Linked DNA regions of Homo sapiens: regions 2 and 3 are each linked to region 1. The links are chromatin loops, found by intact Hi-C in ENCODE. Cell type or tissue: endothelial cell of umbilical vein. All regions are shown on one strand. Each heading gives the region's core, and the rest is flanking DNA. Links, peaks and the distances in the headings are about the cores only.

Evidence for each region. Hi-C counts contacts between places; a loop is a spot of excess contacts. Peaks named below come from ENCODE experiments on the same cell type or tissue, not always from the same donor. Only the 100,000 strongest peaks of a DNase experiment are listed, where the experiment ranks them.
Region 2: a loop joins it to region 1, with 7 times the contacts of the local background. A loop is called at or near these places in 4 of 110 quality-filtered maps.
Region 3: a loop joins it to region 1, with 9 times the contacts of the local background. A loop is called at or near these places in 7 of 110 quality-filtered maps.

What each region holds. Positions count from the first base shown.
Region 1 is chr15:46,310,489-46,315,390 of GRCh38, reverse strand. No RefSeq gene overlaps it. Among named protein-coding and RNA genes, the nearest start is that of SQOR, 680 kb to the right of the region's middle. In endothelial cell of umbilical vein, for the core only: a CTCF peak has its summit at 3,073 (motif pointing left); a DNase peak (open chromatin) is centred at 3,060.
Region 2 is chr15:46,089,639-46,094,540 of GRCh38, reverse strand. No RefSeq gene overlaps it. Among named protein-coding and RNA genes, the nearest start is that of SQOR, 460 kb to the right of the region's middle. In endothelial cell of umbilical vein, for the core only: a CTCF peak has its summit at 2,482 (motif pointing left); no DNase peak of the experiment used is centred there; H3K27ac peaks cover 48 bases.
Region 3 is chr15:47,181,164-47,186,065 of GRCh38, reverse strand. It overlaps a transcript of SEMA6D not described here. Among named protein-coding and RNA genes, the nearest start is that of SEMA6D, 530 kb to the left of the region's middle. In endothelial cell of umbilical vein, for the core only: no CTCF peak of the experiment used is centred there; DNase peaks (open chromatin) are centred at 1,695 and 2,665; H3K4me3 peaks cover 621 bases; H3K27ac peaks cover 420 bases.

The sequences.
Region 1 (4,902 bases), core at 1,533-4,032:
TTTCTACCTTGAAAAAGAGAGGGTCAGGCTTTATTTTTCTAATCTGTACTGGAAAACAAATGCTACTGTTTCTACTTTATCAATGATGGTGTAATACCACCAAATGTGTAAGACTTGTCCACATAGCCTACAGAGCATTAGAGTCTGAATTCAGAAATTCCCAAAGCCTGATTTCTGGTGAGCATCTTGAATCCTCCTGCCAGTTATATCCATGGTCACCATTCCTTATTTCCTTCATTCACATTTTATTCCTCTGCATAACCCCTGCACAGGGCAGCTGCTTTATTAATTTTCATTGACTAAATAATAAATCCAAGTGTGGCCCTGGACGTGCTACTGTCTCTCTGGGACTTATTTCCCATCAGTAAATAAGGGGTTGGACTAGATAATTTCTAAGTTGCCTTGAAGCTTCAAAATCTTCTAAGGTTCTGCCACTAGCAGTTTACCTGTACTGCCTGGTTTTCTGCCTGAGCTTGCTGTCTTCCCTGAACCAGTACAGGTGGGCACTTATAGTGTGTGGCCCCCAAACCTTGGGCTTCATCTATAATACTGTACATTCAGAGAGAGAATTTTCCAACTGAGGGAGGGGAGCAGGGCAGGACACGGAAGTCTGAGAGCAAATCAGGACAGCATAAGCAAGACCAGAGCAGAGGAGAGAAGCCATCACTCGCAGGAGCCATCCCAACCCGAGGGGTTGCTGTGGTCAGGGGTGCTTCATCAGGGCTCTGTCTGGCTCATACAAAATTCATTCTCTAGTTTCCAAATCACTTGCTGATACTAATTTGACTTTCCAATACCAAGAAAGAGATTAGGCTGTGTAATCAATGGAACAACATATTTTATTTCATCAATTAAAATTATGGTTTAAACTTTGTGGTAGGCTAATTGGCCCCCAAAGATATTCAGGCCTTAATCCTTAAAACCTGTGAATATTACCTTTTATAGAAAAAGTGGCTTCGTGGATGTGACTAAGGATATTGAGACAGACAGAGAGATTATCCTTCCTTATCAGGGTGGGAGCTAGGGAGAGGGATATTTGACACAGAAGATGAAGGCAATGAAAGCATCTTACAACACAAGTAAGATGCTACACCGGTGGCTTCAAAAATGGAGGAAAGTCTGGGCGCAGTGGCTCACACCTGTAATGCTGGCACTTTGGGAGGCTGAGGTGGGCAGATCACCTGAGGTCAGGAGTTCGAGACCAGCCTGGCCCACATGGTGAAACCCTGCCTCCACTAAAAATACAAAAATTAGCCAGGTGTGGTTACACATGCCTATAATCCCAGATACCTGAGAGGCTGAGGCAGGAGAATCACCGGAACCCGAGAGGCAGAGACTGCAGTGAGCTGAGATCACACCACTGCACTCCAGCCTGGGTAACAGAGCAAGACTCTATCTCAAAAAAAAAAAAGAAAAAAAATGGAGGAAAAGTCCAGGAGTCAGAGAAGGAAATTAATTTTGGCAGCAGCCTCTAGAAGTTGGAAGAGTCAAGGAATAAATTCTTCTCTGGATCCTCCAGAAAGAACAAGCCCTGCTGGCACCTTGACTGTAGCCCAGTGACACTGATTTTGGGCTGCTGGACTCCAGGATTGTAAGAGAATAAATTTGTGTTGTTTTAAGCCTCTAAATTTGTGTTAGTTTATTACAACAACAATAATAAACTAATACAAACATAAACTCCCTTGTGATATTAGTACCAATAGTCCTTTGTCTAAGGGTCTAATTGCTTTGAGTTAGCCTAAAAATGTTTTAAAAATCTAGTTTCTGGACACACAGACCCCGGACCATACACAGCGGAAACCTTCTAAGAAACCCACTGCCCTCCCAAGCAACACCTTTAATTTGGATTCACACTTTCTTTCAAACTGCAGTAGGATGCAGTTTCCCCTACTGTGGCCTCTGAAAAATACATCAGTTGGTTGATTTTGCATGTAACTATAAGGCATCTAGTAGGGTTTGAAAAAAATAAGCCAAAATAAAGTATCGAGTTCACATACTATTAATGGCTGCAGCTACTGTCATTCAAATGCAGCTATTCTCCCTCACTTTCTTATTACAGAATGCCCTTACTAATCTTCTACAGGTATCAATGCCACCCAGCCCTGTCTGGACTGGATGCTAGTCTGCTGTTTCTTAAACCTTAATATGCATTATATGCAGTGAAATCACCTGGGGATCTTGTTAAAATGCAAATTCTGATTCTGTAGGTCTGAGGCAGGACCTGAGATTCTCAATTGTAATAAGCTCCCAAGCAATGCCAGGACTGCTGGTCTACAGACCACACTTTTAAGTAGCAAGGTGCTAGATCATACTCTGGAAGTTTTAGCCTAAGGTGGATTTAAATTGGCACTACCAACAAAGCCTTGTGATATTCCCAAACCCTTGCAGAACTTACCTTGAAATACTTTTGCTGGATGCCGCACTCTACCTAGTGCACCGTCTCTGGTCCTGGCCTGCACGTTAAGTACTTCCTTTGCATGCCTCTATTCAACATAACACCCTTGAATCCCATCCTGGTCTTCAGAGAATTTTTTCCTTATGATGTGGGCACTGAACTTGTAAGAATCTCTTCTGCTTTTCCTGAATGTCAGTGTTTCTTCAGTCCCCTGAAATCTTACTCTAAAATGTTTCCTTTATCCTGTTCACCTGCACCCCTAGGTTGCAAAGACTTGCTCAGTCCTTAAATAAAGGCTTTTTCTACTGGTTTGGGTCCACGTCTAATGAATCTATGCCTAGACAGGGCCAGTGTCTCAGGAGCTATCAGGGGCCCAACATCCTGCCATAGCTGGCTTACCTTTGGTGGCTCCCAGCAATATCTTAGAGCCTATTTCCATCCCTTCCTGTTTTAAAACTACCACTCCCTGTGGCATCCCCTGTTGATTTCAGTTTCTGATCTGAGTAATGACTATAGTCTTTGGTTAATTTATGAAGGACACACAACTGGCATACCCTGCACCCCATAAAAGATCAAGTATTTTCTCCTCCACCTGCTACATACAGGTTCTCCCATTTGGTTCACTTCCTCTAGCCTCTATCAAAGGGCTTCCCAGCTCTCTGCTGCCCTCTCCTGGCATTCTTTAGCACTGTGCTCACATCAGCGCTTGAAGAGCCAAACCAATGGAATCACAGACCCTTGATCTGCAAAGACCTAGAAAGGTAATCTAACTAGCAAGCTGAACTGGGCATCTACTACTTTTATCAGCATTTTCTAAGTAAGAATTTCAACAGAAATATAGAAGGATCACATCCTTAACAGAGTTTCATTTCTAACAGAATGAAAATCACAAGAATAAGAATAGAGGAGAGAAACTTTAGAGTAAATTTAAAGAAGAAAGAGGACCCCAGTTTGGCTAAACTAGTGGTTCCCAGGTCTAGCTGGAAAGATTTCAAGAAATATTGTCCTCTGGGTCCTACTCCAGTTCATTCCTGATTACTTATATTTTTGATAATCTTCCTAGTGATTCTAATGACTGTTAAGAGCTCCTTGTTTAGACTATAAAATATGAGATATGAATTAAAATCTGTCATATTATGGAAAATATTAAATGACACACTTACATTTTATAGACAATTTTTGAATATTTGTAAAGAGCAGCAGACCTCACATAAAAGGGTGCTTTGGTTTATACTTTCAGAGTACAGATCCTCCTGACCAGACTTTGTTCTCTGGCCTACCGCCATCCTTCTGTGCTTGTCCAGCCTCCTGCCTCATTAAGTGTTTTGCACTATATCTTTAATGCTGACCCCCACAGAGGATCCATGGCTCCTCCTGACTAGGCACTGCCCCTTCACCCTAGTACTACAGTCTTAGCCCACTCAGGGAAGCCCCCTACCACTTCATGCCCTCCAAGCAACACACCCTTCCCTCTCGGACTGTGCTGCCCCCTGTTCTGTGGGCAGACCCAGATGGTGAAGGCCTGGGGTGGGGGAGACAAGTGGAGCTACACTAACAAATGATACAATGAGGCTCTCTAATACTGTTTTCTCGGATACTCCTAATGTTGCTTCTATCTAATAATATGTTCTGATTCTATAAAAGCTATTGTCTCTCGCCTTGGCTGGAGTCTTTCCCATCCTATCCTACTTATCATAAGTACCACCCTTTCCCAAAAGACTTTCCTGACTGCTCCACCTCTCCCTAGTCAGAGTCCACTTGTACTTGTCTTGTGTACCATTATTTCGCATTTAACATGCTTTAATTTTCTTTCCTTCAAGATATTCAAGTTCTCTATCTTACTTAACATGTTGTATTTTTAGTTGTTACACTGCAAGTCTCTCTCATCTTTATACTGCTTTATTGCGCTGGAAAGGCAGACCACGATGCCTTGCACACAGTGGGTGTTCAGTTAGTATTTACTGATTGGATTTCTTCCAAGCGTCACTGGCTCAATCCTTAGAAATAAAACCCCAATCCTGGTAAATCTGTCTTTCTTGGCCACTTGGCTTTTTCCCTTCCAATTCACCAGTGCTTACCCAATAATCTCTTATTCCTCAGAGGCTAGACTCCACGTTTCTTACCTCCTTTGGCACCCATTTCTTACTTCTTTTGGATGATCATTTCTATCCTTTAGCGAACCTCAGTGTGCTTTTTCTCCTTTCCAGTGTTTACTCTGCTTAGCTAGAAGATCACTGGCAACTTTGAATTTGCATTTTTAATCAGGCATTGCATCATATTTTTACTCTATTATTCTTAGTTCCTGTTGCATTTAAGCTACTGCGGGGTATATGGGTGAGAGCATAAACATAAATAAGAAAGCAATTTGCCTTACTTCATCTTCTAAAATCTCTAAGCGTTAATTTTACATAAAGCAATATCACTTTGTCTTCCTTTCATAGAAACGTTGCCTGCTATTTTTAAGGTAAAAATAAAGGCTCTCTTAGGGCAAAACCTACCTATTCCAA
Region 2 (4,902 bases), core at 969-3,468, 220 kb after region 1:
GGTTGAAGAGGGAAGAAAGAGACTATGCCACAAAGGACCTGCAAAGTATAGCCAGAATGCATGGGCAGAAATCAAGGGCATACACATGAGGCTGAATTATAACAGTGCTGGTTTAAGGGGGCCAGAATACCCCCAAGTCAATAAACTCTTCACTCCATCTCCAGGGAGTTAAAATTGGGTAAGAAATATATTGACATGGGAGAGATACACAGTTTAACATCTTAGCAAGAATTCCAGGAAATAGTATGAACTTGTTACTACCATGACTCCTAGAAATACAGAGAAAAAATGGCCTATGCTGGAGAAGCAAAATCCTAGCTTTTACATGGAAGATGGTTGAAGAATGGATTAAAATACTTAGGAAAGGCAGCATGGTAGAATGGCTATACTATATTCACTTGAAGACCTGCCAGGTGATATACTCCAGAAGAAAGCTCATGGCAGACACCATTTACTAATACCAGAAAAAAAAAATGCTATTGAGAAGGGCACCAGCCTCATTAAGATGTGAAACAGCAGCTTTACACTATACATCAGGCATGATGTTTGGAAATGTTGTTACGGAACTTGGCTTAGTTATGGTAAAGGGGATAAGACCCCAAAACATAGAAGCCAAGCCAAAAGGCCACAATTATCATGGTGAGTGGAAAGACTGGAGTGGCAATCAAAGGGACCTAACTCACAAAAAACTGTGTTGATGGTTGATGGAACATAGCAACCACCCTAGGAGCAAAACAGGCGGGCAGCCAACAAGGATACTACTCAACTTGTACCAACAAAGGAAATAAATGATGGATGTCAAGGAGTCTGAGGGAGGGCACCCCATTAAAAAGTCATAATTCATTATGCAATTTCTAGATGTGAACCAGTTTTCAGACCCAGTCTGTATTATGAAGATTCCTACAAAGTCTTAGGTACTATACATGGTAATATTTGATTATTTTCCCCAAAGGGTCTTTTGGCCATTTACTCAAGGAAACTAAACATTGAGGAAAAAGAGAATTCCCAAACATTTTAAGGATTGTTTGAAAATGGGTATGAATTGACAATGAAACCTGGAAGCCCAAAGCAGTATGATGGCCCTCTGTTAGAGTTGAAGCACATAAGGGCCAGATAATAAATGGCTAATGTCCACTTTACAATGGGTCAGCTTGATCTGCAGACCTATATGGTGATCATCTCCATACTTCCAGGATACATAATTGAACTTAGCATGTTTGACAATTGGTGAAACTTCTATATTAGGGTTGCTGCTTTCCCCTGTGAAATCTTTAATCCTACAGGCTACGTGGAAGCTTCTAAAACTGCCCCACCAATAGCCAAAGGGGTAAATCAAACACAATATTTCGTCTTCAGGAAGGGGACAGTGCAAAGTTGCTGCAGGGAAAGGTTCTGATGCCCAAAGTGCTAACACTTTCATGCAAAACATAGCAAGTATCTCATTGAATGGTAAGCTATAGTTGGCTCAAGGGCACTTTGGCCTACTTGTATCCAGGAATTAGAAAGTAAGAAAAAAGTCACAATCTTGGTAGAGGAACTTGACCCTGATCATGAGGAGGAGTTAGGACTGCTTTTACACAGGTGGCCGACTTGGGTACTTCTTGGAACTGAGTTGCCCAATTATCACTATAAATGGAAAAATTCCTACAACCCTAGCCAGAGAAGGGCATGGTAATCATGGCCTCAGTCACTCCAGGGGAAAGTCTCTGAAGAGTTTAATAGTTACCCCAGACTTAAATTGTTGCTTGATATGGTTTCCATACATTCTAGAACCTAGAACATAATATTGTATTGACTTCTTTTTGCTGAATTTTAGATTGGTTCCTGGCTATCATTATTTTCCATGACTTAATGGTTAAAGTATAAACATGGATTTATTTGAAAAATTATGACTTTCCACAACACCGCACCTCATACGTAAAAGCAGCCAGTAGGATTTTTTATTTATTTTTGAGACGGAGTTTCGCTGTTGTTGCCCAGGCTGGAGTGCAATGGCTCAATGTCGGCTCAAGGCAACTTCCGCCTCCCGGGAGCGATTCTCCTGCCTCAGCCTCCCGAGTAGCTGGGATTATAGGCATGCGCCACCACGCCCGGCTAATTTTTTGTGTTTTTAGTAGAGACAGGGTTTCTCCATGTTGGTCAGGCTGGTCTCGAACCCCCGACCTCAGGTGATTTCTCCCCCACCCCCCCGCCGCCTCAGCCTCCCAAAGTGCTGGGATTATAGGCATGAGCCACCGCGCCCGGTCACCTGTAGGATTTTGTTATTCAGAAATACAGTCCCTCTTAAGTAGGGTGAACCACAAAAGTGAGCCTACGTTCTCGCTTATTTCTGTCTCCTCTCTTTGAAGGTCACTATAGATGCAACTGGCAACTGGGACCATGACATCTGTATAAACACTGACCAGCAATTTATCTTTCTAGGATCAGAATGGGGAGGCAGCGCAGCTTGAGGAAGAAGGGCCAGGAGATAAACAACACACATTCAACTGAGGCCCCCTAGTGGCTGAGGAAATGTTAATCAAATACTTTTCCAGACTAATTTCTACCAATTTCGATAGAAGTTTGGTGGAAACGCTGCTATCTCCACCCCATATTTCGTTCCATGGATCCTTACCATTTGCTTTCATTCCCGTTTCTACCCTTCCAACGCAGATCTGCACATTCCTGGGGCATCCTAAACATGTCTGAAGACCTACTGAATATTGAGTCTAAGATCATCTCCCCTTGGTACTGGAAGTAATACAAATAGTGTTATCTCTACATTTATTTCCCCAGGCTCTTTCTATAGGTTTAATAGACAAGGATGATATACACATTTCATACTATTTGAAAATCACTTCCTGACTACACTTTTACATACTTGAAAATGGATTCTCAACTTCTTTTGCGTGATTTCTATCTAACTTTGTCATTTGGGCTTCAATACACTCCATACATTCACTAGGGTATTATAACACAGTAATTTTATCTTTAGTGTACTGTTGTGGACTTTAATAGCTAGATTTCTAGTTCAAACAAGGATTCAATAGAACCTGTGCTTCAACCTGAATGGAGTTTGACTGAACAACCCTAATTTGCCATGAGGAAAAAATATTGAGTGCTATAGCTTCAAATGGTAACATATTCAGAAGATGAGATTTCTTGTGCAAATGATTTGTCTCCAAAAGTTTACCAACTTCTGCTTAAGAGCAAATTTCAAGGGATAAAGTAATTTTTAAGGTATTGATCTTTAAGAAACATTTCCTGTATTTTAAACCAAGCAAATATATAACCTAAACATCTAAAGATGTATGTTCTATGAATACTAAGTTACAGCATGATTAAAGACACATTCATTGTCAGTGATTTCTATATTTTGCAATAGCAGAGGGAGCCATAAAAGGGGAATGGAGCAATACAGCCTATATTCTAATACTTGTCAGACTTCTGCCAGGCAGTGATCAACAGTAAGGATTCCATGACAATGTTACCATGACAATCCTAGGAACAGACAGAATGGAAATGAAAGAGACTCTAGACACTGATAACAGGACATCTACTACTCCCCCAAGTCCTGCCTGATCAGTAAACCAGTAACCTCATGTTACCAAATTTTTAGCTTAGTGGTTAGTACAGGTGAACATTAGTGAGTTATGATCATTCTAAGTATTCTTCAACCAACTAAGAACAACACTACAATACGTCAAAGTTACATGTGTTTTCTAGATCAAGCTAAAATGTAAAGATGATGTAGGTTCTCTGAGAATTCACATTTTACTCTTACTGTAAATGACTATCCTGTAAGTGTTTAATGCCCTTTCCCTACCATTCTAAGAAAATAACTGAATCCTTATTAGCATATGTAGGTGAATGGTTAATAGTACATAAAAAAGAACTTACTTTATTCACAATTTGTTAATGAATCCAAATCATTTTGAGCATCAATGCCTCAATCAGTGTCTTTCAAAATCCATCTCAAAACTTCCCAACCCACCATAGCCCCTGGGGATTTATGCCCTCCCTAAACCATCACTTATGTGTCATGACAGGGTACACATTACAACTAAAGCTCCTTGTGGATCCCGGCATCTAAACTGCAAAGAACATCAAATGTCTAAGTGAAATTTGTCACTTGATATTTTTGGACCCACATCATCACACAGTGTTAAACCTGAGTGGATCTGAGGTCATCTAGTTTACTTACCCTCTTCACATAAAGCTTCTTTACATGTAAAGTAAGTGACTTTCCTGGGGTCAAAAGATCATTGCACAGCAAATGTATGCTAGAAATATAGACTCTTGGCCCTGAATAGATGGCAAATACTTCATTGTTTCTGGATCAGATCTTATGGAAGCAGCCCTCTGTGTTACCTGATGATTTTTGCAATCCATGACTATGTCAACATGCTACGGAGATGAGAAACAAATTTGCTTTGATTTTATACACTGTTTGTGGCACAGAGATTGGTCACCTGCTTTTCCCAGCCCAGTTTGCAATGCCAGATTTATGGCATTTTTAAATTCTGCCTGCTAATTCCTTGCTACTCTGCTTTTCCAAATCAAATTCAGTCAGACTTATCTAGCTCTGTCTGAATGTGTCCCTTGATTGAGTGATGTTAGTTCAAGAAAAAACACTCAAATCAATTTAATGCAAATTCCCATTCACAGCCTGGTTGACCCATCAGGATACTGACAATAATAGATTGGGGTACTTAATTCCTAAGGCATGTGACTCATCGAAGGCTTAGTAATCAATTTCCATTGCTGCGACTGCATAATTCATCTTTGGTGCTCTTAAGCTCTGGAATACCAAGTGTCTGTTCATTTTTTTTAAGGCCTACACATTCCTTCCGAATAGCAAAGCCCTTTTCGTGTCTCTGCAATCATTTCCTTATCTAAATTTCCATATGCCACCCTGGCAAG
Region 3 (4,902 bases), core at 1,581-4,080, 870 kb before region 1:
TACATACATATATACACATATATATACACAAATATTGTATATTTGTAGACAATATTGTAAACTTGTACATATATATTTATATATACACACATATATAAGAAATCATAATAATTTAATAATTTCTCTTGTCAAGAGCTTATTCTGAATACTACCCACGGACCTCAGAAAAAGAAAGAGCATTTTTTTCCCAGCAAAATGCATCCTCCTTTGTAGTGGGCTAAGGAATAGGCACCATGAACAGGTGATACCATTGTAATTTAAAGAATGGAAGAAAGTCAAATAAGAGTATCTACCATCCAACGAAAGGAACTGTATGCAGAAGTCTTTTGGGATCTCCAACTGAGGATAACCGGCTCCCTCTGATTCTGGGTACACATGTCTGCCTCCATGAATGTTAGCATGCGGCCAGGGTGGGGGAGCAATGGACGTCTACACCAGTGCTTGGCCATTTGTAGAGTGGAAATTGCACTTTGCTTTCAAAAATGGATTCTCCTCCCAGCACCATGCAACTCGACTAGCTGAAGGCACAAATGGAATAAATGCACATTCTAAAAAAAGGAGGGAGGGGGCGAAAAAATAAACCCCACCCAGGAATCTTTAAGGGAAACAGGTGCTAGCAAGAGAAAGCGGCCAGCTGTCAATAACACTTAAAACTCCATCTTCGTTACTCTGAAAACAATTTCAATGGGGGAAATACCGTGCCCTGTTCCTGAGGGTTTAATTTACTAGGCTGTCTCTGTGAATTAGAGTCAGATCTAAGTTTCGCACTCAGGAGCGGTTTTCTCTGTCGACTACGTTTGCTCTTCCGAGCTCCAAGTCGGTTTCTAAAATGGGCAAGCCTTTTCCCTCCCGGCAGCCTTGACCCCCACTCCTCCAAGTCGTCACTTTTATTTACAGCCCGGTGAGCGGTGTCTGTGTCGCTCAGCCTGGCCCCAAGAACAGTCACCGCGAACAATGAGCCAGACAAGGGACCCACCCAGAGAACGCCTGCTCGCCGGCCGCGCGCAAGCCCGCTAGCGCGGGACGCTCCGGGCTTCGGGGCTCTGGGTGCCCCCACCCCTTCCCCTCTAAACCCCAAGGAAAGCAAGAAGGTAGGTCGTTCCCTACACCCAGGTACTCGTGCTCACCCAACCAGCCCTGCCTCCCAGCACCCACCAATTAGATGCCGTATCTAAAAAGAAAATAAAAAAAGCGGGGCAGCGTGGCGGTTCAGCCGGCTGCCGACCCGGATCCAACTCGCCCAGCTTGCGGGTTTGGCGCTCACTTGCGCCCGAGTCCGCGGCATTTTGAAATCCCGGAGGATTTGGGGTGGGGGCAAGAGGTGGGGCCACGAGCCATAAAGTGGCTTCCGCTCCCTCCCCCCGGCCTGGCACAGCTCCGGGATCGGGCAAGACACAAAAGACGGGTCTTATCAGTGCCAACAACTCTGCCGCCGCCTCGGGCCATGCTGCGCACGGGAACCGGGCGGCGGGCCTCGCGGTCGGGTCTCTGCGCCGGCCGCGGCGCGCCGGGAGGCTGGAGCATCCTGGACGCCGCCAGAGCTCCCCGGTGCGCTTTTCGCGCAGAACCTCCGTCAGCAGCTCCTCGCTTCGCAGATAAAGAAGTAAAGGCGACGGAGGAGAAATGGAGAGAAAAGGGAAGACTTACTTGGGGGCCGAAGGCTCAGCCTGACTCCCGCTTCGGACTCGGCAGGTGTCTAGCACCGCGGGCCCAGGCGGAAGGCGCTGGCGCAGCGCAGAGCAGGGACTCCACTTATCGAGGACTGGAAACTCCCCTTGCCGCCCGGCCTCCGCGCTGCGCTCCTTGCTGTCACCGCTCCGAGCGACGCAGGCACGCTCCCCGCTGCCTCCTAGTCCTGGTGGGTCTCTCTGCTCTCTTCTCCGGGTTCGTCCGCTCCCTCACAGACCACACCCTGTCACCTCAGCAGCCCTCCACTCCTTCCTCTTTGACACTTCCACCGGTTACTCCGCCGTCTGCGTCCTCCCACCCCCACTCAGCCCACGTGCTCCTGCCGCTCCCTCGGCTCTAACTTCCCCTGCCGGGAGCCCCCACCTCCGCTCTGAAAACCCTTTGGTCTCTGAGCAGGGGAAAGGTCCTGGGGTCTTCGCCCACATCTCCCCAGGCCCTTCGGTGCAAAGGACCTTGCTTTGATTTTGTCGTTGCGATGGTTTAGATATATTGTGTACTACATATTAAGATGTATTTCTTTAAATGAGCTACATATCACTTTTAATACTGTAGAAATGTATTCCCAGGTGTTAATCATCTAACCGCTGTTCATTGGCCTTTGGAGTTAGACTGTCAGCCCAGCTTTTCTCCATATGCAAAAAGGCCCACAAAGTTCCAGAACACCCTCTTTACCCCAATCCAAGCCACACGTGCCCTTTTCTAATGAGCCCGCTTCCTCGCTGTTATTGTTGTGGAAATATTTTTATATTTACTTTTCCCTGTTTCTGCAGACAATGAGAAGTTCCTTTCTAAGGGCTTCCCTCAGCATTCTGTTCTTAGTTTCATGATAATACCTATCACTCATGTGACATTTTCCTGTTTGGATTACTTCCTCTACTACTGGTCTTTAAGTTTCTCTAGGCAGAACTATTGGTCTGTAAGTTTGTTCAGGCAGAAATAATTCATACTCATATTCATAACTTTGTCAACAGCTCCTAGTGTGGTCCTCGGCATACAGTACGTATTCAAACAATGTTCAAGGAGTGAATGTCCCTTAAATATGAGGCAAGCTTTGGTGGTTTTATGTGGTATTTAAAGGAAGGAAGACTTCAATTTGTATGCTTGGCTTGTATCCCATATAATTAGTCCTGTGGAAAACAAAGCATTTTGGAGTTAGCTGGATGATTGCTCATACGTTCCTTTAATTCTTGAAACAAGTCTTCCTTGTAAGTATTACCCACTTTTTCTAAGATGATACTCAGGTTGGTAACTTGGTGGTCACTAAATGTGAAGACCCCTAAGCCTTAGAGATCCCATGGTTCTTCACACCAGCCCAAGCTGCATCAGGCTGGCGTTAATGCAATACTTGACTGCCCAGCTACCCAGCCACATGCAAAACCTGCCTACCAGTACCACAGAGAGCTTACCCAACCATCTTTCCTCCAAAAATAGCATTTATTTTTCCCTCCCTCTTTCTCTTCTCTTGCTTGACTCACTTAAGTCAGAGTTCTAAAAAACAATAAACAAACACCTCTCAATGCTCAGACCTCTTGTTAAACTTATTGTCTTAACTCCTAAACTTAAAATTACTTTCATGAACATATCTTGCCTTAGCTATCCCTGTGTCTCACACAGGGCTCCATATCTCTTTGGTTTCTCCATTCAAATAAATAGTAATTAACATTTGTTAAGTCTAGAGAGACCAAAGATCAGGTAGCAGCCAGCCATTGGTCCAAGCATTAACACATAATAGCTCATTTAATCCTCAACAACCTTGTGAGATAGAGCCTATTTTATAGTCGGGGAACATAGGCATAGAGGTATATCACATAGCCAGTAATTAGTGGAGCAGAAATTAGATCCCTGGCAATCTGCTTCAGAGGCTGCTTTCTCGACCACCATGCTTTAAATGGCCTGCCATAATCCCTGGCACCTAATACATGTTAATGAGCATTTTAAAAATAATGAATGTTTACCCATCCACACTTAGCATCATAGCAGGAAGAAGAGACGGTAATGAAATGGGTAGAACTTCAGGTTTTTGAGGACATATAATTGACCTCAATACCACAAGAACTGCTTTCTGTGGTGGGACTATGGACCCTACCTGTGGCCTGTATTTGAAACATGAGAGGGACATGGTCCATGCTCATGACATCAGGTGTGCGTGACAGATCGCTGAGCCTTCACGTTTGGGTTCTAGGACCTCCTTCACAATCAGTGAAAGGCATCTCCAGCTAAACCGATTCCTGGCCAAGCCCACCAACAAGCCAATTTGTGTTCTTCAGGGACCCAGCAGTGAGCAATGTCAGTTCCTGTGGCAGGTTAAATAATGGCCCCCACAGATACCCATGTTCTAATCCCCTAGAAACTCTGTTACTTTATATGGAAGAAAATGGATTTTGCAGATGTGATGAAATTAAGAATCCTGAGAAGGGGAGATTATCCTGGATTATCAGCGTGGGCCTTAAGTGCAATCATAGGTCCTTTTAAGTAGGAGACAGAAGGAAATTTGAGACACAGAAGAGGAAAAGGGAATGTGACCACAGAGACAAAGATTGGAATGATGCAGTCACAAGCCAATGAATGGCAGCAGCCACCAGAAGCTGGAAGAGGCAAGGAAGGAATTCTCTCCAAGAGCTTCTCAAGGAAGCACAATCCTGCTTTCATATTGATTTCTGTCCAGTGAAAGTGATTTTGGACTTCTGGCCTCCAGAACTGTACAGAAATAAGTGTATATTGTTTTAAATCACCAAGTTTGTGGTAATTTGTTACAACAGCCAAAGGAAATGAAAATACAGTTCCCAAATCTGCAAGATGACTTTCAATACCTGGGGATGAAACAAAAAGATATTTCAAGCAATTGATCAATTTTCTCTTCTGTGGCCAATGAAGCCAATCATTTGTGGGGAGTGAAGGAGGAGGAGAGAGGAACATTTAGCTCTCAGCATATTATATAAAAGCCTTCCGATCTAGACTTTGCCATTATCTCCAAATAATAAATACATACAATAACTGGGATATACTTATATGATTTAAAGTAGACTTGAAAATTTAAATTTGTTGCTCACTACCCAACCATATTGCCTAAAGTACATGATAGTTTACAATTTTTTTAATTTACTAATATTTTATTTAGGATTTTAGCATCCTTGTATAATAGTGCCAGAACTACCCTACTGCTAGTAAGTAAGAAGGAGGCATTACTAATCAACAGACATAAAGTTTCAGTCA